Linked DNA regions of Homo sapiens: region 1 is linked to region 2. A link is an interaction called in ENCODE POLR2A ChIA-PET data of the cell type or tissue named here. Cell type or tissue: IMR-90. All regions are shown on one strand. Links, peaks and the distances in the headings refer to the core of each region. The heading gives the core; the rest is flanking DNA.

Region 1 (5,226 bases), core at 1-5,000, 170 kb after region 2:
TGAAACCAAATCTGGCTGATCCTCTTAACCATTATTCCTAGTACATATATAAATACATGCATACAAACATATGCCTACATAGTATAATTAATAATGCAATTATAATTTATTAAAATTAATTGGCAACATTTATTGAGCACTTATTTATTGAGATAGGACTCTGAGTCTGATGTTTTTTCTATAATAATGTACTCTATATTACCAATGAGCTCTATGATCATGATTTTTAGAGGTGCCTTCAAGAATATCAGTCACCATTCCATTCTTTAGCACAGTACAACTTCCTCTGGCTTAATAGCTAAGTTCTTCTTGTGCTACTTTATTTTGTTTCCTAGATAATAAACATGAATTTGCTTTTAGTGAAGACAGAATCATGTTTCTTTGGAGATTCAGTCTTCATTTATCAATTACATTTTATAAGGAAAGATTACATTCACAATGCAACTTTTCCATCCCTATAAAATGAAATCAGCCATATTCCTTTGAATATCACTCTTTTCTCTTTTATGTTCATTCCTTCATTCATTGCACTAATATTTCCTGAGCACATATAATGTACCATGTCTGATTCTAGGACCAAATTGGGCAGTGAACAGACATGATAAAGTTCCTACAGTTGCAAGGTTTTCATTTCGGTGCATAAAGAGAGACAACAAATGAATAAGTCAAGAAATCAACACTATTTCAGGTAGTAACAAGCACCGTGAAGAAACAAAAGGAAGAAAAAGAAGTAGAAATTTATGAAGCAAGGTGGAGGTGATATTTTGGCTCTCTTGCTCCAACCTTCTAATTTATTTATATGGAATGTTGCTTGCATGGAGTCTAAGTAAGTATGAACCGTGTCATCTGTGAGTCTCCAGGGTCTTCTTAAACATGTATTTCTTTTTTTGTAGCCTTCAGAGTTCCATGTTCTCTTAACTTTGAAATGCTGTGAGTAATATAATTTAAAACGAAAATGCACATAGGGAAGTGAAATAGAAAAATTGCAATGTCTTATTGCTGTCCAAAGGAACATACTTTTAACGATATTTCAATGCTCATAAAAAATAAACAACCAGGACTTCAGGTTTTTCCACCTATGAGTTACTTAACTGGTATCCCATGTTCCACATAAGGACAATCTGTGGCTAGAAATTCTCGTGTGTGTGTGTGTGCACGTGCATGCGTGTGTGTGTCTGTGTGTGTGACTGCATTATGTGACTGCTTGACTATGGTTAGAATGTGGATTTGGCCCCAAGTTCAGAAGGGAGCACTGAGATTGTTTTAAGGTTATTGATTTTAAAGATGGCAAGGGAAAAATTCTGGGCCATTATATTCCTCAGTCCTAAAGTAAGAAATCTGTCATAAGGAAAGTGGATTCAATAGCATCTAAACAGGTTGAGAGATTGATGGAGAAGTGCCTAGAAAACCATGAACAATGGGTCGGAGTGGTACACCATTCCAACTAGGGATGGCATTTGAATGGTGTCATTAATGTGCAATAATCTATGAGCAATGGATCTAGAGCCAACATGAACCATAATGATTCACAGAAGTGAAAACACTCATCCCCAGGTGCAAAATCACCATTCCTTAACAAATCTATCCAGTAACTCCAGATGTTTGTATTGAAAGTCGCTTATAATTAATGTAACTTTTCCAGTTCTTAATAGCCTCCATCCACATACGGGCTTATTTAAAACAACTTAGGTTTACTCATTTTTACTGAAAAACATTCGTTTTATCTCTGTTAATTTAAATTTTATAAAGGGAGATATGATTTGTTGAGATTTTTATTAACTTAAAACATTAGGCTTTTAGTTTAAGCTCAAATCATGATGTGTAAATTAATGTACATTCCCAGAGAAAAACATTACATAAGATTTCGTAGGAGAAAGGGTTTCATAGAAGAAGGACAGAAGGGGATTTATAAAGGATCCAGATATCCAAGAATGTTAATTGCCATAAAATGAAAAAATTAATAGTAACTAAAGATCATTATTTTTAAATACTCAGGATATTAATTTTTTAAAACTCTCATTTTTGAAATATTTGGAGAAAAATGTTTAATGTATAAAGTAAGCAGCGGTACATTTGTTCCTAATTTGAATGTTTTCCCATGGAGATTTAGCCTATCTTTTATACATACAAATACAAGCTGCCAGGAATCCCCAGGCATTAAAGAGGATTCGAGTAAACTTCAACATGGGGGTGAAGCTCATAACCATGACATTGAAAGTCCTGAGAATACATCCTCAGAGCCCAATATGAAAAAAAAAAAAAATCTAAAAACATATAACCTTAGGATTTTTAGTGAAATACTGAAATGAAGAGAATTACTTATAAAGTAATAAGCCATTCAAAATTTTGTCTTGGAAAACACTAAAAGGGAAACTAAATATCATTAAATTTTACACACACACACACACACACACACACACACCCCTTCTTATTGTCATGTTCTGAAAAAGTGTAGAAAAATAAAAGCCAGTTAGAATGTAAAATTGTCATGTTTATGAGAGAATGGCACTAGAAATGTGGTTACAAGGAGGTTTGTATTAAAGAATGTTAAACCTGAAATGACTAAATCAACAGTTATAATAAAAGGCTATTGGAAAATCTTCTCTCCTTAAAGATCTCTCTAGAAATTTGTTTTAACAAGCTTGTCACTGATTGACATGGTACAAGTGCAAGGTTTTAGTCTTCTGATTTTTAACTAAGTTTTGATATTGAATAAGATAATGCCTTTAAAGATATTTTTGCTAATTAACCAATCTTATATGAATATTAAAATTGTAGAAGTATATTTTATATTTAGAGTAAAGGTGTAATTTTTGAAGCTTAAAAATGAAAACAAAAGAAGAGGTAAAGAATATTTACAATATAATGTATTTAATAAATTATAATTAATGCCTATCACCGCCTTTATTTATCAACTCTTATTAAAGATCTACTTTGAACATTAAAAATTATTTGAAATTCAATTCTCATATGAAAAATGGTACAACTCTGAACCCAGCAGATGTACAATCTTGGAAGAATGAAGAGTCCTAACAAATACTTTTTATTTTGTTGGTAAATTCTAAAAGACTGATGATTAGAGAGTTACAGAGGCACAGTGTTTGGCATGCTAGCTTTGACTTTTGGTTATCAAGGAAACTTTTCTGTGGAGAAAGTGACACTGAGATGAACTTGGGGTATGGCTAAGGACTTGGGCAAATGAAAGAGGGGGCAGACAATAAGTCTAAGAAAAAAGAATAGTAGTAAATCCAGAAGCAGTAGAAAGTTTATTTTTTATCATGTTATGTTGCCATATAATCATGGCAGTTTAAAACTTAAGTAGAATAAATTAGTTATTCTAATATTTACTGAGTAACTAGGATGCACCCAGCACCATGCTAGATACTGGGGAGATATAGAGATTCTGTAAAATTCTGCCCCCATTATCAAGAAAGTTACTTACTAAATGGAAACAATAGGTCACTTCAAGAAAAAAATGTTAGAATAATAGAAGCAAAGTTTAATTGAATCAAAGCAACTGAGGCTTTGTGCTGTATTGCAGGGAAGCTTTTCTGGATTACAGGAAGGTGTTTCTCTTTACGTTTTAGTAGGTAGAAGATGTTTTTTCCATTTCTTAAGTCTGATGTTTTGTTGTATACTCTGCTAATATGAGTATATAGAGAATATGAGAAACATACTCTGTGTCTAGAAGGCAACTTGTAGTCTGGGGCTGGGGGAGAGTGTTTTTTCTATCTCACTTGGTCTCGTTGCTGTTTACTTTTTCACTTGCTGCTGAATTTTTCACAATACCTATATCAAATAGTCTTTCTCATTTTGTGAACCTGGAAGCAGAGACGGAGCACATGATAGCTCATGATCTTTACATTTGAATCACTGTTAGAAAAATAAAGCTAAGATAAAAATAAAGCTAAGTTACAAACATATTTGTACCTGCAACAGTTCTGCCACGTAGTTTGGAAGAGAACTTGCCATCTACTTATGGGTTGAATCCAACTTTATTTTAAACCAACTTTATTAAAAATCTACTTTTAACATTAAAAATTATTTGAAATTCAATTCCAATATGAAAAATGGTACAACTCTGATGGTTGACTGAGTTCATTATTAGGGACTAATAATAAAAACAATTTCTCTTTATACTAAAAAGATGTCAAATCTAGACATGTCCTCAATCTATTCATTGACTAATGGGTCTATCTTACTGTCAAACCTGCTTCTAGTTAGGTATAGACATGGTGAAAATGTGATATGAATATTATTTGAAACATTACTACCTTTAGTAGAAGTATCAATCTACTTTTCAACCCAATTCCATAGTAACTATTATTCAAGCAGCCTAGGAAAGTTAAATTATGATCACAAAAAGGCGTAATTTGTCACTCAAATTATTTTATAGTCCTTTGGGTTTTGGTAAGGTTGAATGGTCAGTGGCTCTGGCTGGTGGATATCAATGACCTAATTGGAAATTGTTAGATGATGAACAAATAGGTAAGACTTATGTCTTCTCCTGGATATGATAATTGAACTGAGGGGAATTCCTGGAGCAAAAAGATTAGATAGGTTAGAACTAATAGTGAAGGAAACTCTGTTTTCCAGTTTATTCCAACTTAACTCTAAGGACATAAAACTTCAATTTGCTGGTTGAGCAAAGGTCATGAGGTGATGCGCAAGCAATGTTACAGTCAGAATGCAAGGTGTCTGGAGTGGATATCAGTTATAACCCAAAAGCTTAGGGTTAGAATGTAATAACTTAAAGTATCAACAGCAAATTTGTACCTGTGCTCAAAATATATCTTGGAAAAAATGGTTTCTTTGCTAAGAGGTCTGCTAGTAAGATATATGCATTGGAGACTGGTAGACTACCATAACTGTGATAGCTGAAGTTAATGTCTTCTTTTTTCTTCCCAAGGCTAATTGTTATTAAAAACTTATTTAAAATTAACCATAATTATTCACATAGACTTCATTATACATTTTTCTCATTTGTTCATCATTTGTTCATTTATTCTTTCATTGAAGATAAATTTATTCAGTTTCAACTATCTAAATCAGAACTAGAGATACGGCATGAATCCGATAGACTCAATTCCAGGTCTTGTGAAGCTCATATTAAAGAAGAACACATAGACAAAACAATTAATTACAAAAATAGCCACTAACTTACAATTTTGTTCGGAGGTATCAAAGAGCAGTTAAGAGTACTAGGAGAGTAACTGGGGAATCTGA
Region 2 (5,392 bases), core at 393-5,392:
AATGAAGCAGCAGAAGAATGAAAGCAGGGATTTATTGAAAACAAAAGTACACTCCACAGTGTGGGAGCAGACCCGAGCAATGGCTCAAGGGCCAGGATAGAGAATCTTCTTGGGTGCAAATACCCCCTAGAAGTTTCCCATTGGCCACTTCATGCTCACCTCATGTAAATGAAGTGGTAGCCCACAATCAGTCTGATTGGTTGCAGAAAGCAGCCAACCAGAGGCTGAAATGAAGTTGCCAAGGTCACACTCCTGTGCAAACATCTCATTGGTTGCAAGAAGCAACCATCAGAGGCTAGTGTGAAGTTACAAAGTTATACATTGCATGCAAATGAAGGCTCACCACAATCAATCTGATCGGTTGTGGACAGCAACCATTCAGAGGCTGGAGTGAAGTTACAAAGCTGCAAAGGAAGATTCCACCTGCAATCAGTCTGATTTGCTGGGGACAGCCAATTTCTCATCTGCCACGCAGAAAAAAATGGGGTTCGCAAAGGGAGTAGCCCCTGGTCCTTTTGTTACTTAGGTGTGAAAAGTGAGAGTTTTCCTTTCAATTCAGTTCTATGAAGTTGGTGTGAAACAGCCTTTGGTTCCCTGCATCTACACCCAAATCTCCTGTCTCAAAATCAGGTTTCCCTTTTGTAATTTTGGCATTTATAATAACTTATTATACACATTTGTCTCTAGAGGTCTTCTTGAACACACATGGCCTTGAAATAACACTTTCTAAACATTAATAGCTATTGATAAGCAAAGAAAATAAAATAAAATAGAATTAATCAAATTTATCTGCTTTTTAAGCATTTAGATTCTGAACTTAGACTTGTATTTATTTCTAAAATGTTTGAATGGAATGAAAAAAATATTTACCAGATACTTAGGCAGTGGAAATTCAGTATTTGCCACAATATCAGTTGAATGATCCAAAAAAAGTTAAATGATTCTTAATTTACTTAAATTAAGAGAGCAACAGTTTTAAAAACATTGAGGGCTAATTACAACTAAATAAATTAAAATATATGCACATCAAAATATACATGTATGGGTACTTTATTTTCAGCAACCAACTGAGAAATTCCTGTTTAGGCAAGATTCTACCCACTCAGAAGTTTGGTTGATAAGCTATCTTCATGAAATACATAATAATAACTCTGTGTGTGTGTGTGTGTGTGTGTGTGTGTGTGTGTGTGTGTGTAGAGAGAGAGAGAGAGAGAGAGAGAAAGGCTGCTGGTTTTGAAAGTGGAATGATGATAGTTCTACTATTTCAAGTATCAATAGTCTTATAAGGTAAAAATAGTGACAGTCTAATCAGATCTAACCAAAAATTTAACCAAAAAAAAAATTTTCAAGCTCTCTTTTTGAAACAACGCTTTACATAATATACTTACATTCATTACTAATCTCACTCAAGAATACAGGTAATGATACTCTAAAGCCAGTGAGCGAAATATGCAAGTAATATCTAAGTCGCGGTTAAGCTTCCTTCTTTCCTTTGACATGAGGTACTCTGAGACTTGTACATTTTTTCACTTATTCACCTTTTAAGTAATACAGTTTAATTTCAACGTATTAAAATCAGTCACAAAAATGCTCTTCCAAAGCATTTACAAAAGCTTCTGCTTACTAGTGTTTTAGTCATAATTTCAATTTGCTAACTTCCTTTGCAATACGTACTTTCGTTTCAATGTTTTCTCTTAAATCACCACCTCTTTCATGATAAATTGTTGTGATAAAAAAAAGTGCTTCCTCTGGTGGGACGATGTAACTATTCATTTCGCTAATGTACTTCACATCTGTCATTTGCAGTCCCTAAATACTTTGTCACAGCACGAAATAGAAACCTTACAGAGTAGGTCTATGAAGTATGTTTTCATTTTAAGTCACTATCTATGATGTAATTTGGAACAGTGGAATGATTAGATCAGTCTTTTCTTTTCTTCTGTCAGTACCAGAGACAAAGCATGTTAACTATAGAAATGTCAACTTTCATATTCCCTGATAAACTGAGCACTATTTCCAGGATTTATTCTAAACTCAGGCTTTGAGGGTGGGGACTGACCCTTATGTGCCTGCTCATACACAGTTAAGTAATTATTTGTGGTTGATAAGGACTACCTATTTTCTATTGACTTGAAGAAATTGTATTTGCAGTAGGTTTAAAAGAAAAAGCTGCCAGAGGAAATTTGGGTGGAACCCTGTCAATTCAGTTAATTTAAGACCCAGAGTTACTATATAAAGGAAGGAAGCAGATACCAACTCTTAAAAAAGACATCTACATTATCCAGAATAGTGCTCAAAAATATTATGCATTCAAATATATTTTAATAAGTGAATGTTGAGTAATGAATGACATAAAATATTTTTTACTAAATACAACTTTACCATAATATTAAAATATATTTGGCAGGAAAAATCCAAAAGGGATCCCTCTGTTAGGAGATTGCATTCTCTTTTATTCTTTCTTTTCTTTTATCAAATGATGCAGCCAAAGAGAGAGATCTGAATAAGACATAACGCAAGTGTAGAAACAAAAGTCCAGGAAATCATCTTAATTATATGTATTTATTTGTACAGTCTTTCTCTGTCACCAAGGCTGGAGTGCAGTGGTGTGGTCATAGCTCACTGCAGCCTCGAACTCCTGGGCTCAAGGGATCTTCCCATCTCAGATGCCCAAGTAGCTAGAACTAGAAGTGCATGCCGCCATGCCCAGACAATTTTGTAATTTTATTTTTTGTAGAGATGGGGTGTTGCTTTGTTGCCTAGGATGGTCTTAAACTCCAAGCAACCCTCTCACTTTGGCCTCCCATAGCACTTGGATTAGGGACGTGAGTCACCATGCCTGGCCATCTTAATTGTTTCCAATAAATCATACATTTAAACTACTTAACCTAGCAAATATTTAAATAAATTAAGAGAAAAATATTTTCTAAATTACTTAAGGCCAATCATAAAGAAATTACAATATATGTGAATGGAAATTAACACAAAGAAGTATTTTTGTTTTCAGCATCTAAATGAGAAATTCCTGTTTAGGTAGAATTGTCAGAAGTTTGACTGAAAAACCATCTTCATAAAAGTACACACGAATAACCTAGTATTGTGTGTGTGTGTGTGCATATATATATATATATATATATATATACATACACACATGAGTGTGTGTGTATGTGTGTGTGTGTAGACAGCTCATTTTGAAAGTGGGATGCTAATACTTCTGCTATTTCCAGCATGAGTCATTTAGAGGTAAAAACAGTGACTCATCAGATTTAACAAAAATTTAGCCAAAAACCTAAACTTTCAAGATCCCTTTTTGAAACAAGATTTTTACATAATATGCTATCATTACTTATTAATGTCACTCAAGAATAAAGATAATGATGTTCTAAAGCCATCTCAATAAGGAAGCCGTAAAATATTGTTCATTGTATCTTTATTTCATCTTTTAAAATCTGCTTTTGTTTATGTTTATGTTGTATTTAAGAGAGATTAATCCTGTATGGGATTATATATAAATATATGTATATTTGGTACTAAAAATGAAATGGATATATCAGTCTAATAATAGAATTCTGGAGGTAACTGATACTGAACTAACTGTAGAAGATTGATAGAGCTTCAGAACTTAAGAGGAGCTTGTGAAGAGATAAAAAGAAGCCTCAAAAACGTCCTGAAATTCATATGGATGGAATGGGCAAACATTACGCTAAGTGAAATAAGCCAAATACAGGAAGTCAAATACCACATATTTTCACTTATATGTGGAACCTAAAACAATAGAAGTCACAGAACCAAAAAGTAGGATGGTAGTTACTAGCAACTGGGCTGTGGGGGAATGGGAGGATTACAGTCAAAGGGTACAAAGCCTCAGTAAGGAGGGATATGTTTTATTTTTTTTTAGGTGAATTGCACAGCTTGGTGAATATAGCTGATAATTGAGTCCTTTATGTTTCAATGTTGCTGAGAGTAAATTTCTAATGTGTTCGTCAACAAATGTTAAATATTTGAAGTTAATTAGCTTAATTTACTCTTTCCATGTTGTATTAAAAAAGCGGAACACCACTTCTATAATTATATGCAACTGTAATTTGTGTATAATAAAAATAAAAATTAGAAAATCTAAGTGCATGTGCTGACCTGGATGTTTCTAAAGAGAGCCTTCAGAGCTGTCATGACATTATAAAAAATAGTGACTCATTTTAGCTTAAAAAGAGGCATATTATTCAATACCTTGCAGATTTATACTGAAAAATATTTAAACATATGAGAAACAAATATTTGGTATCTGTTAAGATATTTGAATAAAATAAATTGGATTTACTGTAAAATAAATAAGGCTTCAGAAAATGATATAGGTTGCAAAAATATATAATTGTGTCAATTGACTGAAATGCATCAAATAGCAGGTGTGACAACTGATAGCTAAAATGATATTTAACAGAAATTCGTATGATAGAATTTCATTTTTTCTTTCCCATTTCGTCATCAAAAATACACGATAGATAGAATAAAATGAAAACAGATGAAATGAATTTCCGCATGGGTTATGCAAAGTTGCATCTCCTCAGTGAAATCTTAGGAAGTCCCGAATTCATTCCTGTGATTATGACTGGAATGTGCAGAATCTGTGAATTACTTCTTCATTCTGCCAACTGACAAACTGCTCCAAGTGATGGAACACAAGGCAAAGGGAGGCAAGTTTGTTGATTAAGGCATCAGGAATTTTTTCCTTGCTCTCTGCTCTGCACCCCCTCCCCTCCTCATTTCCCTTTCTTTTTCTTTCTCCCTCCTTCTCTCCCTCCCTTTCTTCTTTTCAGTTCACTTCATGGTTTTAAAAGTTCCAGTTCCCTCAAAAACTATTATTCTGACATTTTATTTTCACAAATCTTGTCAAACATAGGTGTTAAAATGCAGTACATATGTTCACCCTGTTCTGAATTTAGTTTCCTAAAATAAGGAATAGAGTCCAGAGTAAGTTTAAAGTTGCACTAGAAAGTTTATTTATTTGTTAGCATTTGTTATCAACTCTTTCCTCAGTCTGTATGCTAATAGTCTTGTGACAGTTATACATTATTTGATGTCACCCAATGACAAAAGGAAAATTTACAACTCGTTATTAACTTTCTACATTGAATTTATTAAAAGAGGTACATAACTTTTATTGTGTCTTAATTTGTGGTAGTCTTTCAGCTACCTGAAGTTTATTTAAATGTATTATTTTTCACCAGGAAATCAGTAGTAGAACAGTTTCAAGAGGTAGCATTAAAATGTCTTTGACATATAAATGGTACAGTCTGTATTGCTGTACTTCAAATTTCATGAACTGTATCAAAGCTGGTAACATATGACATGAACATTCAGAAATACAGCTACAGATCATTTTCCTAAAATGTTT

What was found. ChIA-PET counts read pairs that join two places held together with the same protein. Peaks named below come from ENCODE experiments on the same cell type or tissue, not always from the same donor. Only the 100,000 strongest peaks of a DNase experiment are listed, where the experiment ranks them.
Region 1: POLR2A ChIA-PET joins it to region 2 with 5 read pairs; 2 of 35 experiments call an interaction of 5 or more read pairs at or near these places.

Annotation. Positions count from the first base shown.
Region 1 is chr1:79,206,455-79,211,680 of GRCh38, forward strand. No RefSeq gene overlaps it. Among named protein-coding and RNA genes, the nearest start is that of LINC02792, 120 kb to the right of the region's middle. In IMR-90, for the core only: no CTCF peak of the experiment used is centred there; no DNase peak of the experiment used is centred there.
Region 2 is chr1:79,039,060-79,044,451 of GRCh38, forward strand. No RefSeq gene overlaps it. Among named protein-coding and RNA genes, the nearest start is that of ADGRL4, 35 kb to the left of the region's middle. In IMR-90, for the core only: no CTCF peak of the experiment used is centred there; a DNase peak (open chromatin) is centred at 3,202; H3K4me3 peaks cover 711 bases; H3K27ac peaks cover 293 bases.